Linked DNA regions of Homo sapiens: region 1 is linked to region 2. Evidence: read pairs that join two places in POLR2A ChIA-PET (ENCODE). Cell type or tissue: MCF 10A. All regions are shown on one strand.

Region 1 (8,000 bases), 180 kb after region 2:
CAGCAGAGATCGTCACTATGCTAACTGCCAGGAATAGGAATCCACACACTTCCGCCCACTGCATCCTGGCCTGAAGTGCTACCAGTGTCTGTTGGAGACACGCTCACATGCAACAAGTAATGTGAAGTGGCTTTAGTATAATACAGACAGGCAGCAAGGGACAAAAGAAGCCTAGGATCCATTGTGAGGCAGTCCTCAAGGCTCAAGACAGCTGTCTGGGAAGGTTGGAGTCTTGACTGTACATGCCCCCCACACAACACAGCTGAGAGGCCCTGAAAGGCAATTCCTCCTGAGTTACATATCTCAGGGGTCATGTGATTCACTGGGCAAAGCTGAGAAGGGTATCCTGCTTCTAGAGGAGAGAGGAATAAAGCCTGGGCTGTCCCAGGCAGCTTCTCTCTAGCTCCAGATGTTACTTTTTCTAGGAGGGACAGAAACGAGGCTTGGGCTGTTTCAGGCAGTTACTGCCTATTTTGGGTTTGTTTGTTTGAGAAGGTGTCTTGCTCTGTTGCCTAAGCTGGAGTGCAATGGTATGATCTCAGCTCACTGCAACCTCCGCCTCCTGGGTTCAAGCTATTCTCCTGCCTCAGCCTCCCGAATAGCTGGGATTACAAGTGCCTGCCACCATACCTGGCTAATTTTTGTATTTTTAGTAGAAACAGGGTTTTACCATGTTGGCCAGGCTGGTCTCGAACTCCTGATCTCAAGTGATCTGCCTTCCTCGGCCTCCCAAAGTGCTAGGGTTACAGGCATGAACCACCATGCCAGGCCTATTTTGGGTATTACGTTTTCAGCATATTCTACAGTTTTTTTGAGAACTGCAAGCAAGAAAGGGGGTGAGAATTAGGTCAGTCCAAGGCCCCCTGGAGGACTGTCCTGCGGTCACCCCCCACCAACCCAGATATCCCTCTTAGCAAAGCTAGTGCATTTCGTACGTCCACAGACTTCCCCAGATCTGGAGGTAGAGGTTTGCCTTGTCAGGCCGATGTGACACCTTCACTGACACAATCTTGGTGCAACATCACTGAGTGAGCCAGAGTACATTTTATTAGGCCCAGGAGTATTATAACCACAAGCAGGGTGGCTGTACCTGCCTGAGCAGTGACCTACCCAAGGTTCCAGTGATCCAGATAAGAATTCATTAAAGAGGCCAAAGAAGGATTCTTCAGTTGTCCCCACTGTCTGCAGCAAGGTGGGGCTGCATTCGGATCTCCCCTACCTGTGTCTCCACAATAACTATCTATCTATCTATCTATCTATCTAGAGCAGGAAGTGTTGGCAATGACATTCCTCCTGACTGGTCTGAAAGGAAGCCTAGAAGAATTCTGTTGTCCAAAACAACTTTCTTGAATAAGTTGAAGGATATCTGCTGGGCTGCTATGGCAGGGGCGGGGGCAGGGGCAGGGTCAGTGGAAGAAACAATATCTTTCATGGTCAGGGACAGATTTTTTTTTTTTTTCAGCTCTGACTCCTATGTATGGTACCAAAGCTCTCATAAAGGACATAATTCCAGAGTCAGCTCCTCCTCCTAGCAGGTCCCTAGGTAGCCTGGTGTACAAGTTTAGGCTGCTGGCCCAACAGTTCATCTCACCCCAAGGAGTGCTGTCTAGGGGCAACTCCAGCAGGCCCAATGTATGGAATCCCCTCATCCATCAGCTTTTCAGGCATGACATTGCCCCTCCCATATTTGGGTCACCTCCAGCTGCCCTCAGAGAAAGATGTAGCCCTCGGGTGCACACAGCATCCATTCCCGTTTCATTGTTCAGTGACCTGTTCATAGTACGTAGGCATTGGCATGCACCAGCTAGGCCTCATTAATCACATAGTTGTATGAGCTGAGTTCTCCCATTCGATATTGCTCATGAAGCCCTACACAAAGGACTAGCATTTGTTCAGTCCTTGTTTTTGTCATCACTGCTGGGACATTTCTGATCCAAGTAGTCAAAGGACTATGTTGCGTCAAAGCAGCAGCCCACCAAGGTTTTGTTAGATGTGGTTGTGACACTTTGAGTCAGTTAAGTTGTAACAGGCACCTCTAGCCCCCTCTTAAGTGGCAAGTGCCAGATCCTCACTCAGTAACCAGGGCTTGGATTCTGTTAGTGTACGTTGTGGCTTTAGGAATGCTGGTGTACTTTACCATTGGCAGGATGAGAGGGTCTGTGTGGTCTGCAACAGAACAAAGTCTGGGATGGAGGATCCAGCACTTAGTCAGGCAACCTGCAGTGGTCACAGCTTGGGAATGCCTAATGAAAGTGTTATGCTCCAGGCTTCTACTGCCATGTCCTCATGGAAGAAGTAGATTGACAGGTTACTTCCCCTTCCCCTTCCCTGAGGTCCAGGTAGTTCCTGCCTAACAGATAGGGGTTGGGCTGAGGTGGTGTAGTGATCCAGTCTGTCCCAGTTCCCAAGCTACCACCTCTGTAGGCACCATTACCCTTGTTGCTTGACCCAGGCCTTGCAGCCTCAGTTATCTAGCCCATGTAGGGAAATTACGTTGGGTACAAATTTGACATCTGATAACACTACCCACCTGACTGGAAAGATCAGACATTCCCAGTGCCAGTAGAGGAACCCTAACACCTGGTACTCCTTGATTCTGTCTCCCACTCCTGTAGTATCCCATAGAAGGGAGGCAGCAGGGGAAGTATCACCTGAAGATTAGAGTTGGGGAGGCCCTGTTCAGGGTGCCAAAATGGCCTGAATCTCGAACTTACCTCCAGAATATGCACTCTTAAGGGAAAACAGAAGAAGAATGGTTGGGAATACTGAGATTAGGATTTTCCAGGCATAGCCTAATCAGGTGGTTGCCTGGTTCACCTCCATCTCCACCAAGCTCAGTGTTTTCCCAACATGTGCTGCAGTGCCATGTTTCTTTTGCATTGGAGTGTAGAATTTAGTGTCCATTCTGCTCTAGTCAGATGCAGGTATTCCACACCAGCAGGCTGTCTTGATGTCCTTTTTTCATTGCTGTCTGAGCCAGCTAGCGATTCCAGTGTTCAATAGCTCCATTGGCCTGCACATAACAGGGTGCATGGAAAGTCCATGATACTCCCTAAGAGTGTGCCCATCACGTTCCCTGGGCAGTGAAGGATGTTCCTTGGTCAGAGTAAAGTCCCATGAAGTGTCCAAAAATATGACATAATTTCCTCTCAAGGGGCTCTATGGTAGTCCCAGCATTCACATGAGTGACATATATGTCTCCCTTCCAAGCAGCAAGCTGCTGCCATAGTCCTATTCCCCATACAAGGAATCCATTAATAGTCCAGTCACTTAGTTGCCATTCCTCTGACTGAATGGCTAAGTTGTTGGCAACAGCCCATAAATTTGTGAAAATATAGCAAGATACGATGGTAGAGGTGGCCTGGATGGCCATCATCATTTCCTGTAGTTTGACCCATTGGGCAGAACATTCATGTTCAGTCTCAGTCAATATATGACCATCCCTTGGCCAGATGGCAGCCACAACCTCGTGGACCTGTCTTCTTGTTTTACAGCTCCGTCAGTAAACCTGCCATGCCATCAGTAGGCAAGTCTCTGAGTCTTGGGCCCTGGATGGCCTCAGAGGGAGCCAAGCCAGCCATTCTGGAGCATTCAGTATGGCTAGCTTTGCTCCTTCTGATAAGCCAGCCATTTGTTTATGGAGCATACTGGTCCCCTGGGGTCCTGGCTGGGCTCAATCTTGAATGTACCATTTATATTTGATAACTGATATCTGTCATGCACATCCAATTGTATAGTTGGGGTTTGTGAGCCCTCAAGTGGGAATGGCCACTTCAGGTTACAGTGTCACATGTGTCCTTCAGGCTGTAAGATGTTCAGTCCCCAAGAGTGCCCAATAGCAAGCAAGGGGTTGAATTCAGAACAGACGTATCTGGTGGCTGCCTCAGGCAACTTATGTGTTTATTTATTTATTTATTTATTTTTTGAGACAAAGTCTCGCTCTGTTGCCCAGGCCGGAGTGCAGTGGTGCGATCTCAGTTCACTGCAACCTCTGCCTCCTGGGTTCAAGTGATTCTCCTGCCTCAGCCTCCTGAGTAGCTGGGACTACAGGCACACACCACCACACCCGGCTAATTTTTGTATTTTTAGTAGAGACGGTGTTTCACCATGTTGGCCAGGATGGTCTCTATCTCCTGACCTCATGATTCATCCGCCTCGGCCTCCCAAAGTGCTGGGATTACAGGCGTGAGCCACCATGCCTGGCACAACTTATGTGTTTAAAATGAGAGGCTGGTATAACCCAATGGCAGTTTTCTGTTGGCACAGACTCCAGTCAGCAGGCATGGGGGTTGTGGACCTCTAACTCCATTAAGCTAGCAGGCTGTCAAGGTTTTAAAGTCAATGCCTGGGCCACAGCTTTTTGAATGGCTTCCAAGGCCTGCCATTGCAAAGGGCTCTTTGTTCAAAGTGGGGAATTTGTTGGTCACTTTGACTAAGGGGGCCAGAAGGACACTTAGGTAAGGTACATACTGTTGTCAGTATCCAAAGAGGTTGACCAGCTGTTGGGCCTCCTTTTTATTAGTGGATGCTATGAGGGTTAAACATTTTTGCTTGACTTTATCTGGGATACTTCTTTGGCTTCCAGCCCAGATGGCCTTGGCATTCAGCCTGGGACAGTCCATTGTGAGTCTCCATGCCCCAAAGGCATTTCTGACTGGCCAAATTGGGCAGTTACACTGTGAAAGCATAGCTTATAACATTTTTATCTGTAGCAAGTTTTGAATTAGCTAAGTAATGTCCTGTTCTCCATTTAATATGTAATACTGCTTTTTTTTTTTAGTAACCCAATGGGTCCTGAGTAGCTTAGGTGGCAGGCAGGAGTGCCTATACCCCACTGTTAATGGCTTGAACTCTTAGCTGTGAAAGGACATACCCCCTCAGGCAGTGGTGATATTTTGTTCCAGAAGCAGCCAAAATGTCAGTGCCTACAATACACTTAGTGATGGAATCATGATCACTGGCACCTGAAATGGCCCAAAGGGCCCCACCCACAAGCAGATAAGCACCACAAGCAAATAGGTACCATGAGCTACCATATTCATTTCCAAACTTCCTGATGTCATCAGTTTAACTTTTTTTCCCCTAAGGGGACCTGGAAATATTGTAATGTGGGCCCCAGGGCACAAGAACCCCAGAAAAGTCTGAATCCTTCTCCTTCCCCCTTTTATCCTGACAGGAGTATGGAGCCATTGGTACTCAGTGGGGACCCAGAGACCTTGGCTCCATTTCTAACTGCACCATTCAGCCTGAGACATTTGGGTCTGCAGTGTCCTTTATCAAACACACCGCCCAGGCTGCGTAAGACTTCCCTGGCCTTCCTCCATATCCATCCTTTAGATAGGCGGTCTCCCCATCTGTGAAGACCCACCCTGTGTGTGTTGGTTCCCTCTCAGATGTTCCAGGGACTGTCTGAGGACCTCTTTCCCATTCTCTCTCAAGTGCCTCAGGGTCCATCAGAATACCCACTTCCCAAGCTCTCTGGCCTGGGAATGAGCGATTACGTAAGTGCCCAACACCCAGGGAATTGTACACTGCTCTATCCTGTTTCTACATTCCATACCCTCTCCTCGGTCTATGCAGCCAGCTCACTCCCATCTGCAGGGGAGGTGGGGAGACTATGTTTCGCTTATCATCCTTCCCTCCCCATGACTCATCCAGCTGCATGTCCCGTCAGTTCCTGAATGCCCAGGCTGACATCTCTGCCTTGGGTCAGATACAGGGGGATATCACCGTCCCACTTCACCAGAAAGCCATGGTTCTGTCAGATCAGACCCTGCTCATAGCATCAATTTTGTGAGGCAGGTTCACTAATAACCAATCCCAAGAGAAGACTCCCACTACAAGCAGGACAGCAGAGATCGACACTATGCCAATCGACAGAAATAGGAGCCCACACACTTCTGCCCACTACATCCTGGCCTGAAGGTCTACCAATGTCTGCTGGAGATACACTCACATGCAACAAATTTTGTGAGGTGGGATTATTACTTACAGGCAAGCAGCAAGGGAAAAAAGAAGCCTAGGATCCATTGTGAGGCAGCCCTCAAGGCTCAAGGAAGCTTCCTGGGCAGGATTGAGTGTTGCCCGTACATGCCCCATGTGCACCACAAGTGAGGGGCCCCAAAAGGCAGCCCACTATGAGTTATATACCTCAGGGGTCATGTGACTCACTGGACAAAGCTGGGAAGGGCATCCTGCTTCCAGGGGAGAGAGGTACAAAGCCTGGGCTGTCCCTGGCACCTCCTCTCTAACTCCAGATGTTACATTCCCTAGGAGGGACAGGAACAAGGAGGCCCAGTCTATTTCAAGCGGTTCCTTCCTTTCTCAGGATATTGTATTCCCAGCACATTTTACAGTTTTTCTTGAGAATAACAAGCAAGAAAGAGAGGAGAACTGGGTTTGTCCAAGGCCACTTGGAATATATTGTCCTGCGCTAACATCCTAGAGGTGCCATTAAAAGTGGAAAGTTAGTTCTGCTACCCCGAACCATACTACAGCTCCCCATCCTTAACATCTCCTAGATTTAAAACCATCCCCTAGAAGATAATATGGAGGTAAAAAGAGAAAGGGCACTGATGGAGTCGTGTGTACCCAGCCACGGAAATGAGTGATGTGACTTTTGTTCTCACCTCCTCCAAGTGAGGGGTCTCCAAGAGAATCACTCATAGAAATTGGTGGGCTGGCAAGAAGAGACTGTTATCTCAATCTCTGGTTGGATATCTGCTGATGAGCTTGTTGATCTGTACTCTGTGATCACTAGAGCAGGGAGAGAAGGATGACAGGGAAAGAGCTATCACTCTTACCACTTGGTTTAGCAAGGATGTGTGAGTCAAATGAACAGTGTGGAAATCGGTGTGAGTTTACTGTGAGTTAAATGAACAGTGTGAAACTCAACAGGGTGTGGGCCATCTTGCCGGTTCTCCTTCCAAGAGAATTGGCTGCCAAGCCAGGGAACCTAGTTATACCACCAAGAGCAGGGCTGAGGGGTTGTGGGAAGTAGTTATGAGGCAGGAGAATAGGGTCTGAAGGCAAGGAACCTAAGGCGGTTTCATGCCGACTTCCTTAGAACTAAATTGAAAGGAAAGCCTTAACTTTCCACGCCTAAGTAACAAAAGGACCAGAAGCTGCTCCCTTTAAAAACTCCTACCTTTTCTGCAGGGCAGATGGGAAACTGAAAGTACCTCTGATTGGTTGCTTTTTGCAATCAATCAGATGTTTGCATAGGAGTGTAACTTTGTAACTTCACTTCAGCCTCTGATTGGTTGTTTTCCACAACCAATCAGACTGATTGTGGGCCACCACTTCATTTACATGGGGTGAACACCAAGTGGCCGATGGGAAACCTCTAGGGGGTATTTGGACCCAAGAAAATGCTGCATCAGAGCCCTTGAGCCTCTGCTCAGCCTGCTCCCACACTGTGGAGTGTACTTCCACTTTCAATAAATCTCTGCTTTTGTTCCTTCTTTCCTTGCTTTGCTGTGCGTTTTGTCCAATCCTTTGTTGAAAACGCCAAAAATCTGGACAACTTGCAGTCAAGACCCTCTACCAGTAACAGTTTTAAGCTGCAGCAGATCTCCCATCAAGGAATTGTGTACTGGGGAGAGCTCCCAGGGAACTAACCCATGTGCCTATTAAGAACTAGCATTTGGGTACCTTCCAAATGGAAGGTATTCGTGACCAATCAGCCTTCAACTGAGAGGTGGAGAGAACCAACAGACAATTGCAATTAAATGCCCAGTTAGGCAAAATGACTTTTGGCCCTCACTTCCCAGCCCTCCCTGATTTTTCCTCAGGGTCCCAACACAATAAGTATTTTTGGGAAAGGCAGACTTCTATTAAAGGACAGAATACACCACTTCCCCAAACCAAGCTCCACTGCTCAAGTCTGGCTGGTGCTGAGGGGAAGGAAGGAAGTTTTGCAAATCTCACTGCAAAACTTGAAATGAGATGTAAGATTTTAAGTGGACTGCATTAGACTGGACTTCTAATAATTAAGTAAA
Region 2 (8,000 bases):
ACTTTAGGAAGGATTTCCTGGTGGGCAAGACAGTAAATTATCTCCTGTGTCTTCCCATTGGAGATCTAAAAACTCCAATGGGAAGAGGAAGCCATCTTGCTAAATCTTTCTACCATCTGGGCAACAATTGGTATTGATACAAAGGTAGAAGACCTTATTTAACTGGACTAAACCTCAAGAAGTCAAGCTAATCTCCTTAAACTAGAGGTCTGGGAAACACATTTGGAATCTGTAGGGTCTTCCTGGAAGGTTATGGGCAAGTCAGGTGTGGCTTGGGATGGATCTTCAATAAGAGGGTGGGGCTTGGTGCTTGCACCTGGATTTCCTTTCCCCCTTAACTTGACTCCTCTCTGGTGAGCAGGCCCAAATGCACTCCTCCTCCATCCCAACATAAGTGCCTCTCTCCACTTATGGTATCAGTTAGACTCTTGAGGAACCTTAGAGATGTGATCACCTGCTTCCACTGTCTTTGGGGCCTGGGGAACATGTGGGACAGAGAAGAGAGGCCATGGTGTGATGCTGAGGAAGTCAGCCTGACAGCCATCTTCATGAGCATCCTCCTATTATCACCATCATCAACAACAGCCCATGTTCATTTAACTCACTGTGGGAAAGGCTCTGGGCTAACTTTCATGGGACCATGTTCACTGGGGTCTGAGTCCTGGTGCTGAAGGAGCACCTAGTCTAGCCAGGGGAGCCGGCTAATCAATGGCATGTGTAATGTGCTTCATGTGTGCATGGTACTTTGCAAGTTTTCAAGAACTTCATGGAGGTCGTGAACGTAGCTGAAGTAGTGTAAGAAGGCTTCATGCAGAGATGGGCTTTGAGCTGAAAGCTGAATATTAAGTAGCAGTTAGACAAAAGAAGAGAAGGGCAGGCAGGCAGGAGGAGTGCCACGAGCAAATTCTTGGGGAGCGGGGGAGATATGTGAGATATCAGCCCCCGTGGCGCTGCTGAGATAAGTAATGAGTGATAAGACTGGGAAGGAATGGGGACAGTTCCTGGAGGATCTTGAATGTCAGGCTGGGGCATTCAGATTTCCCCACTAGGCCCCGGAGAGCTAGTGAAGCTGGAGTCTGTCCTCGCTCTGCCTGGAGCTAAGACCTAGCATTTTCAGACCATTCTCTTAATACCTATTTCCTTCCCTCACTGTCTCCCCAAAGGTTAGACTGGGGACTAAAATCCTCCTGTGCTGTAACATCAAGCTGACTTAGAGCAGACGGCCTTTCTACTGGGGCCTGCATCCAGAGGCCTCCACTTCCCCTCCCCTCCCCGGCCTTCACATTCCAATTCCCCGGCTGCGAACTCATGTGAGATCATAAGTCACAGTACCATAAACCACTCCAGAGTGTGTAATAAGTGAATTATTTACCAATGACCCTGGCTAAATGTTCACAGGGATAAATGATTAAGCCGCAGATCTGTCAAAAAGTTCCCATAAATAAGTAATTCTGTGCCGCCTTAATGGGCTTTGTAAATTACTCATTCATGCCACTGCTGGATCACTCTCTGGGGTAAATTCCTCACACCTGCTGATTTACTGCTGAGGTCTGCACACGGTGATACAAATTCTGCTAGCCAGCTGGGCAGACACCCCAGGTGCCAACCCACCTGGCTGAGCCCCCAGGGATGAGGATACCAGAAACAAAAAGTCTCCCGCGTCATCTGACAAAAATGTGGGGTCCAAGGTGGGCTGACCTTCTGGGCCACTTGGAGTTTGTCCTGCAGGGCAACACTGCAGTGTCAGAATCCTTCTCCTACAGGCATCCATTCAGTGAGCATGTACTTAGCATGTCCTGTGTCCTAGGCTCTGTGTTAGATGCTTAGACCCCAAAGACACAGAAGTGTGCTCCAATGGGCTTGGTCACGGGAATGAAAGAAGACTGGACATACAGTGTAACTGATGCCATAGCAGAGTGCTACTTGAGCCCACTGGGGGAATATCCAGGACAGCTGGAGAAATTGAGGAGATGGCAAAATATGGGGTTTGAGTTTCACTTTGTGCTAAAAAAGCCTCACTCCAATTCAGTCAAGATGGGCTGAGCCCTGTTGCTATGATAGTGAACAGCCCTACAATTTCAGTGGCTTACAACCACAAAGGTTTATTTCTCATTATGCAATCTGGAGGGTCAGTTGAGGGCTCTGTTCAACCCCATCATCATCCTCCCCCTAGGACCTGGGCTGATAGCACAACATCACCTAGGTTATTGCCAGTCGCTGTGACCAAGGGAAAAGAGAACATGGCAGAGCATAACTTGGTTCCTAAAACTTCTGGCCAGAAGTGACACTTCCACTCACATTTTATTGGCCAGACAAAGTCCCATAGTCATGCTTTAACTCAACTGAGACAGAAAATTCTAACCTGGGGAAAGAGAGAAAAAAAAAAGGATTTGTGAACAATCTTAATGACTACTCCACATGCAAATTCTGGTCCTGTGAATCTAGGAACTGCTGTGGACTGAATGCATGCATTCCCCAAAACTTTATTTGCTGAAGCCCTAATCCCCAATGTAATGGTATTTAGAGGTGGTGCCTTTGGGAGGTGATTAGGTCATAAGGGTGCATCCCTCATGAATGGGATTAGTGCCCTAAAATACACAAAAGAGATTCTCTCTCTCTCTCTCTCTCCACCATGTGAGGACACAGCAAGAGATCCAGCAAGAAGCTCAGAACCCATCTGCTGAAGCACAGAAGAGGGGTTCAGGACCCATCTGTTGAAGCTCAGAGAGTGGCTCAGGACCCCATCTGCTGAAGCTTAGAGAGCGGCTCAGGACCCCATCTTCTGAAGCTCAGAGAGGGGCTCAGGACCCCATCTGCTGAAGCTCAGAGAGGGGCTCAGGATCCCATCTTCTGAAGCTCAGAAGAGCGGCTCAGGACCCCATCTTCTGAAGCTCAGAAGAGCGGCTCAGGACACCATCTTCTGAAGCTCAGAGAGCGGCTCAGGACCCCATCTGCTGAAGCTCAGAGAGCGGCTCAGGACCCCATCTTCTGAAGCTCAGAAGAGCGGCTCAGGACCCCATCTGCTGGCACCCTGATTTTGGACTTTCAGTATCCAAAACTGTGAGAGATACATTTCTGATTTTTAAGCCATCCTGTCTATGGTATTTGTCATAGCAACCCAATCTAACCAAGAATCTAGTGTATATCTGTGGGCAGGTTCCTAAACTTATCTTTCGTTTTCTTCAGCTATGGAACGGGGTAAGAATAATAAGAACAACCTCTTAGAGGATTAAATGTGGTAATCTGTGTAATGCACTGAGCACCATGTCTGGCACATAGTAAGTGCTCAATCGCTCTGTTGGCCTTTGTTATTACCATTATTATTATCATTAGGTGTGACAGCAGCAGTAGTATCCTGTAGAAGTGGACCTCTGAAGTTGAGTATTGAAGAGCAGGTCACACCCACAAACACGTATGCACACTCACCTTTACTGGTTAACCTGGTCTGAGGTAACAACATCCTCTCCAATATCCCCTCTCCATCACCACCACCGACATCTTTAGTCAGAAGCAGGTGGCAGTGATGGACATTGCAGCAGGCCTGAGCTGCCACCATCTTCTCTCTTCTCTACACACATGGAGCGTTTGCCTCGCTCAGGTCACTCACCCACCTCAGGCCTCAGTTACTTCACTACAAAACCGGAGCAATAATACTATTTAATGACCCGAGAGCTGGGCCAGAGAGTCCTTCAACTTCCCCTTCCGTGCCAACGCCTTTGATTCTTTTCTCCAACTGTCATCACCCCCACTCCTTGTAGCCTTCCTGGACCATATCCCTGAACTGGTCCTACATGACTCATGGCCTGGGTTCCAGGTGGCCTGGAAAGAAGGGGAGGAGCTTCAGATGTGGCCTGAGTTTCCTCTGCCTCCCCAGAGGCCAAACAGACATCTGTTCCTGTGGCTGTCACGTCAGCACAAAATGTGTGCCAAGGGAACAGCAGGAAGAAGAGTGTGTAAATCGGCTGGTTTTCTGTGTGTGTTTCAAACTGCCTTGTAGAGGCACAGAGCCATTGTTGGGAGGAGATCCCTGAACGGTTGTTGACCACTGAGGCGCCCACCCTCCTTCATCAGCTTGCACAGGGGACTGTGAGGCTTAATAAGCTGATTGTCATTTAGATTATCAAGGGTACAATTCTGGGCCCACAGGTCACAGCTCTGCCTGCTCTGCCTGAGCAAGCCTGAGGAGGCTGGGAAGCTTTATGTTCCACTCTAGAAAAGAAGACATGATTTCCCATCTTTCATAATCAAACCAACTCATACTTATTCACAGCTTGGCAGGCTTTCAGCACTGTGTGAGCATCAGTCAACTCTTCATTCGATTCATTCCCTGGCAAGCCTCTGCCATGAGCAAGAGGCAGGTCCTAAGACATGTTTACTGTGCAGTCTGTGCCTTCTAGAATCGTACAGACTATTAGGGGAGATAAGACAGAGGTGCTGCAAAAAGATTGTGTAAAACAACAGGTATTGAATGTGGTGAGGGTCAATTGAAAAACAACAGCTCTCTGATGACAATCAGCAGACAAAGAAAAGACTTGTTACATCAGAAGCTTTCCTTACCCACTTTCCAGCCTGGTGGATGTGGTCTTAGCCTTGGATATGGCAGATGCTTTAGAAAGAGGTCAGGGTTCTGACCACTGAATCAGGGTGAACTGGACAGCTATGGAGGTGAGAAGAGTGCAGTAGGAGAGAGTAAGGATGATACTCACCGTGTAGGTCTGTGAGCCAGTTCGACTGTTTCTAGCACATTTATAGAAGCAAGGAGAGCTGGCCTGGTGGGACAGAGCATAAAGATGGGGAAACTGTGAGGCTTTTTGCTCCTCTCTTGTAAGATTTCTGATATTAAAATCAAAACAAATATTCATTGCAAACCTATTTATATGTGTCATGCACTGGGTTAGGGACTTTCATTCTGTTATTTAATTTTCTCCTCACCGCAGCCCTTTGGATATGTTTTACAATTCCTACTTCCCAGATTATTAAATTGAGGCTCAAAGAAGGAAATGATTCATACACTGGTTAAGTGTTGAGCCAGAATATACAGCCAGGTCTTCTAAAACCTGCCTCCAAATTTCCTCCCCTTGACCATCCTCCACTAGGTGGCCATAGTGAGCCACTTGAAACACCAAATCCCATCATATTGTTCCTTAGCCTACAATCCTGCAGTGGCTCCTGGTGTTGCCAGGACAAAGTCAAAACCCTGGGTATGGCATACAAGACCTTCTACATCCAGCTAATTACATTTTCAATCTCATATTCCATCTAATCCCTGCCTCACTGTCTGCACCCAATGATAAGAAATGCTATCATTTATTGAGCATCTACGATGTGCCAGACACTGTCCCAAGCACTTCACGTGAATTGATTTGTTTCCTTCTCATGACAACCCTATGAGGCAGACACTATGATATTCCCCACTTTATGACTGGGGAAACTGATTCACCTAGTGGTTTAGTAATGTGCCCAAGGTCACATATCTTGCAGAGAGTCTGGGAGTCACACCCAGGCAGTTCAGCTCTTGAAAAGAAATGCTGCTCTCTTTGTGATTTCCACACACAACAAGCTGTTTCAAGCTTCCATGATTTGATTTATATTCTCCCTTCTACTTGAAATACCATTCCCTTCTTTCTTCCCCTGGATAAAAATCACTTATCTTTCAAGACTTGGTTTAGGACTTATCTTTTCAAAGTATTTCTGTTAGTCCATTTCACATGGCTGTAAAGGAATGCCTGAGGCTGGGTAATATATAAAGAAAAGAGGCATATTTTGATTCATGGTTCTGCAGGCTGTATAAGAAGCATGTTACTGGCATCTGCTCCTGGTAAGACCCCAGGAACCTTCCAATCATGGTGGAAAGTAAAGGGGAAGTCAGTGTATCACATGGCAAGAGAAGGAGCAAGAGAGAGAGGGGAGATAGTGCCAGGCTTTTTTAAACAACCAGGTCTCATGTGAACTCACAGAGTGAGAACTCACTCATTGCCACAAGGACAGTATCATGCCATTGATGAAGGATCTGCCTTCATGACTGAAACACCTCCCACCAGGCCCACCTTCAACATTATAGGTCACATTTCACCATGAGATTTGGAGGGGACAGAACATCCAAATCATATCTTTCAGACCCTGGCTCCCTAAATTTCATGGTTTTCTCACATTGCAAAATACAACCATCTTTTCCCAATAGTCCCCAAAAGTCTTAGCTCATTCTAGCATCCACTCAATCAAAAGTCCAAAGTCTCATCTGAGACTCAAGGCAGGTTCCTTCTATTTATGAGTCTGTAAAACCAAAAACAACCTATTTACTTCCAAGATACAATGGTGATACCAGTATTGGGTAAACATTCCACTCTGAAAGGGAGATACCAGCCAAAAGAAAGGGACAACAGGCACCATGGAGTCTGAAACCCAGCAGGGCAATCCTTACCTCTTAAAGCTCCAAAACAATCTTTGACTCCATGTCCTGCATCCTGTGCACATTGATGCAAGAAGTGGGCTCTCAAGGCCTTGGACAGCTCCACCCCTGTGGTTTTACAGGGTGCAGCCCCTGTGGCTGCTCTCACAGGTTGGAGTTAAGTGTCTGTGGCTTTTTCAGATTCAGGGTGCATGCTGCCAGTGGCTCTCCCATTCATGGGTCTAGAGGACAGCGGCCTCCTTCCCACAGCTCCACTAGCCAGTGCCCTAATGCAAACTCTGTGTGGGGGCTCCAATCCCACATTTCCCCTTGGCACTGTCCTAGTAAAGTCTCTCTGTGGGGGTTCTGTCCCTGTGACAGGCTTCTGCCTGGGCACACAGGCTTTCTAATACATCCTCTGGAATCTAGGCGGGAGCTGGCAAAACTCCTTCATTCTTGCATTTTGCACACCTGCAGGCTTAACACCATGTGGAAGCTACCAAGTCTTATAGTGACACCCTCCAAAGCAGCAGCCTGAGCTGCATCTTGGCCCCTTTGAGCCAAGGCTGCAGCTTGAGTGACTAGGATGTGGGGAGCTGTATCCTCAGGCTACACAGAGTAGCAGGGCCCTGCACCTGGTGTCCAAAACCATTCTTTCCTCCTAGGCCTCTTGGCCTGTGATGGGAGGGCCTGCCTTAAAGATTTCAGAAATGCCTTTGAGACCTTTTTCCCATTGTCTTGGATATTAGCACTTGATTCCCTTTTAGTCATGCTAATCCCTCTAGCAAGTGCTTGCTCCACAGCCAGCTTGTGTTCCTCTTCTGAAAATGCTCTTTCCTTCTCTACCATCCAGGGTTGTAAGTTTGCAGAAGTTTTATGCTCTGCTTCCCTTTTAATTATAACTTCTAATTTTAAGTCATTATTTTGTTCTCACATCTGATAATAGGCTGTTAGAAGCAGCCATGTGCATCTTGAATGCTTTGCTGCTTAGAAATTCTGCCAGATACCCTAGGTCATCAGTCTTAAGTTCAACCTTCCCTAGCTCCTGGGCCCAGACACAATGCAGCCAAGTTCTTTAAGGCATAACAAGGATGACCTTTGTTCTAATTCTCAATAAATTCCTTATCCCCATGAGACCTCATCAGCCTGGCCTTCACTGGCCATATTTCTATCAGCATTTTGGTCAAAACCACTTAACAAATCTCTAAGAAGTTCCAAATCCCTCTCATCTTCCTGTCTTCTTCTTAGCCCTCAAGCTCTTCCAACCTCTGCCTGTTACCCAGTTCCAAAACTGCTTCCACATTTTCAGGTATCTTTATAGCAATGTCCTACTTTTTGGTACCAATTTTTTTGTTAGTCCATTTTCCATTGCTATGAAGAAATACCTGAGGCTGGGTAATTCATAAAGAAAAGAGGTGTCTTTTGGCTCACAGTTCTGTAGGCTGTATAAGAAACATGGTGGCAGCAACTGCTCCTGGTAAGGCCTCGAGAATCTTCCAATCATGGTGGAAGGCAAAGTGGGAGCCAGTGTATCACATGGCAAGAAAGGGAGCAAGATAGAAGGGAGGAGGTGCCGGGTTCTTTGAAACAACCAGATGTCAGGTAAACTAAT

The links. Peaks named below come from ENCODE experiments on the same cell type or tissue, not always from the same donor. Only the 100,000 strongest peaks of a DNase experiment are listed, where the experiment ranks them.
Region 1: POLR2A ChIA-PET joins it to region 2 with 6 read pairs; 1 of 35 experiments calls an interaction of 5 or more read pairs at or near these places.

Annotation. Positions count from the first base shown.
Region 1 is chr1:158,140,775-158,148,774 of GRCh38, forward strand. LOC105371460 (a long non-coding RNA gene) reads left to right here. Exons shown (of 5, transcript XR_922187.3): 1 at 1-223. Among named protein-coding and RNA genes, the nearest start is that of LINC01704, 4.1 kb to the left of the region's middle. In MCF 10A, no CTCF peak of the experiment used is centred here; DNase peaks (open chromatin) are centred at 4,627, 5,587 and 6,117.
Region 2 is chr1:157,964,849-157,972,848 of GRCh38, forward strand. No RefSeq gene overlaps it. Among named protein-coding and RNA genes, the nearest start is that of KIRREL1, 25 kb to the right of the region's middle. In MCF 10A, a CTCF peak has its summit at 5,118 (motif pointing right); DNase peaks (open chromatin) are centred at 3,833, 4,283 and 5,073.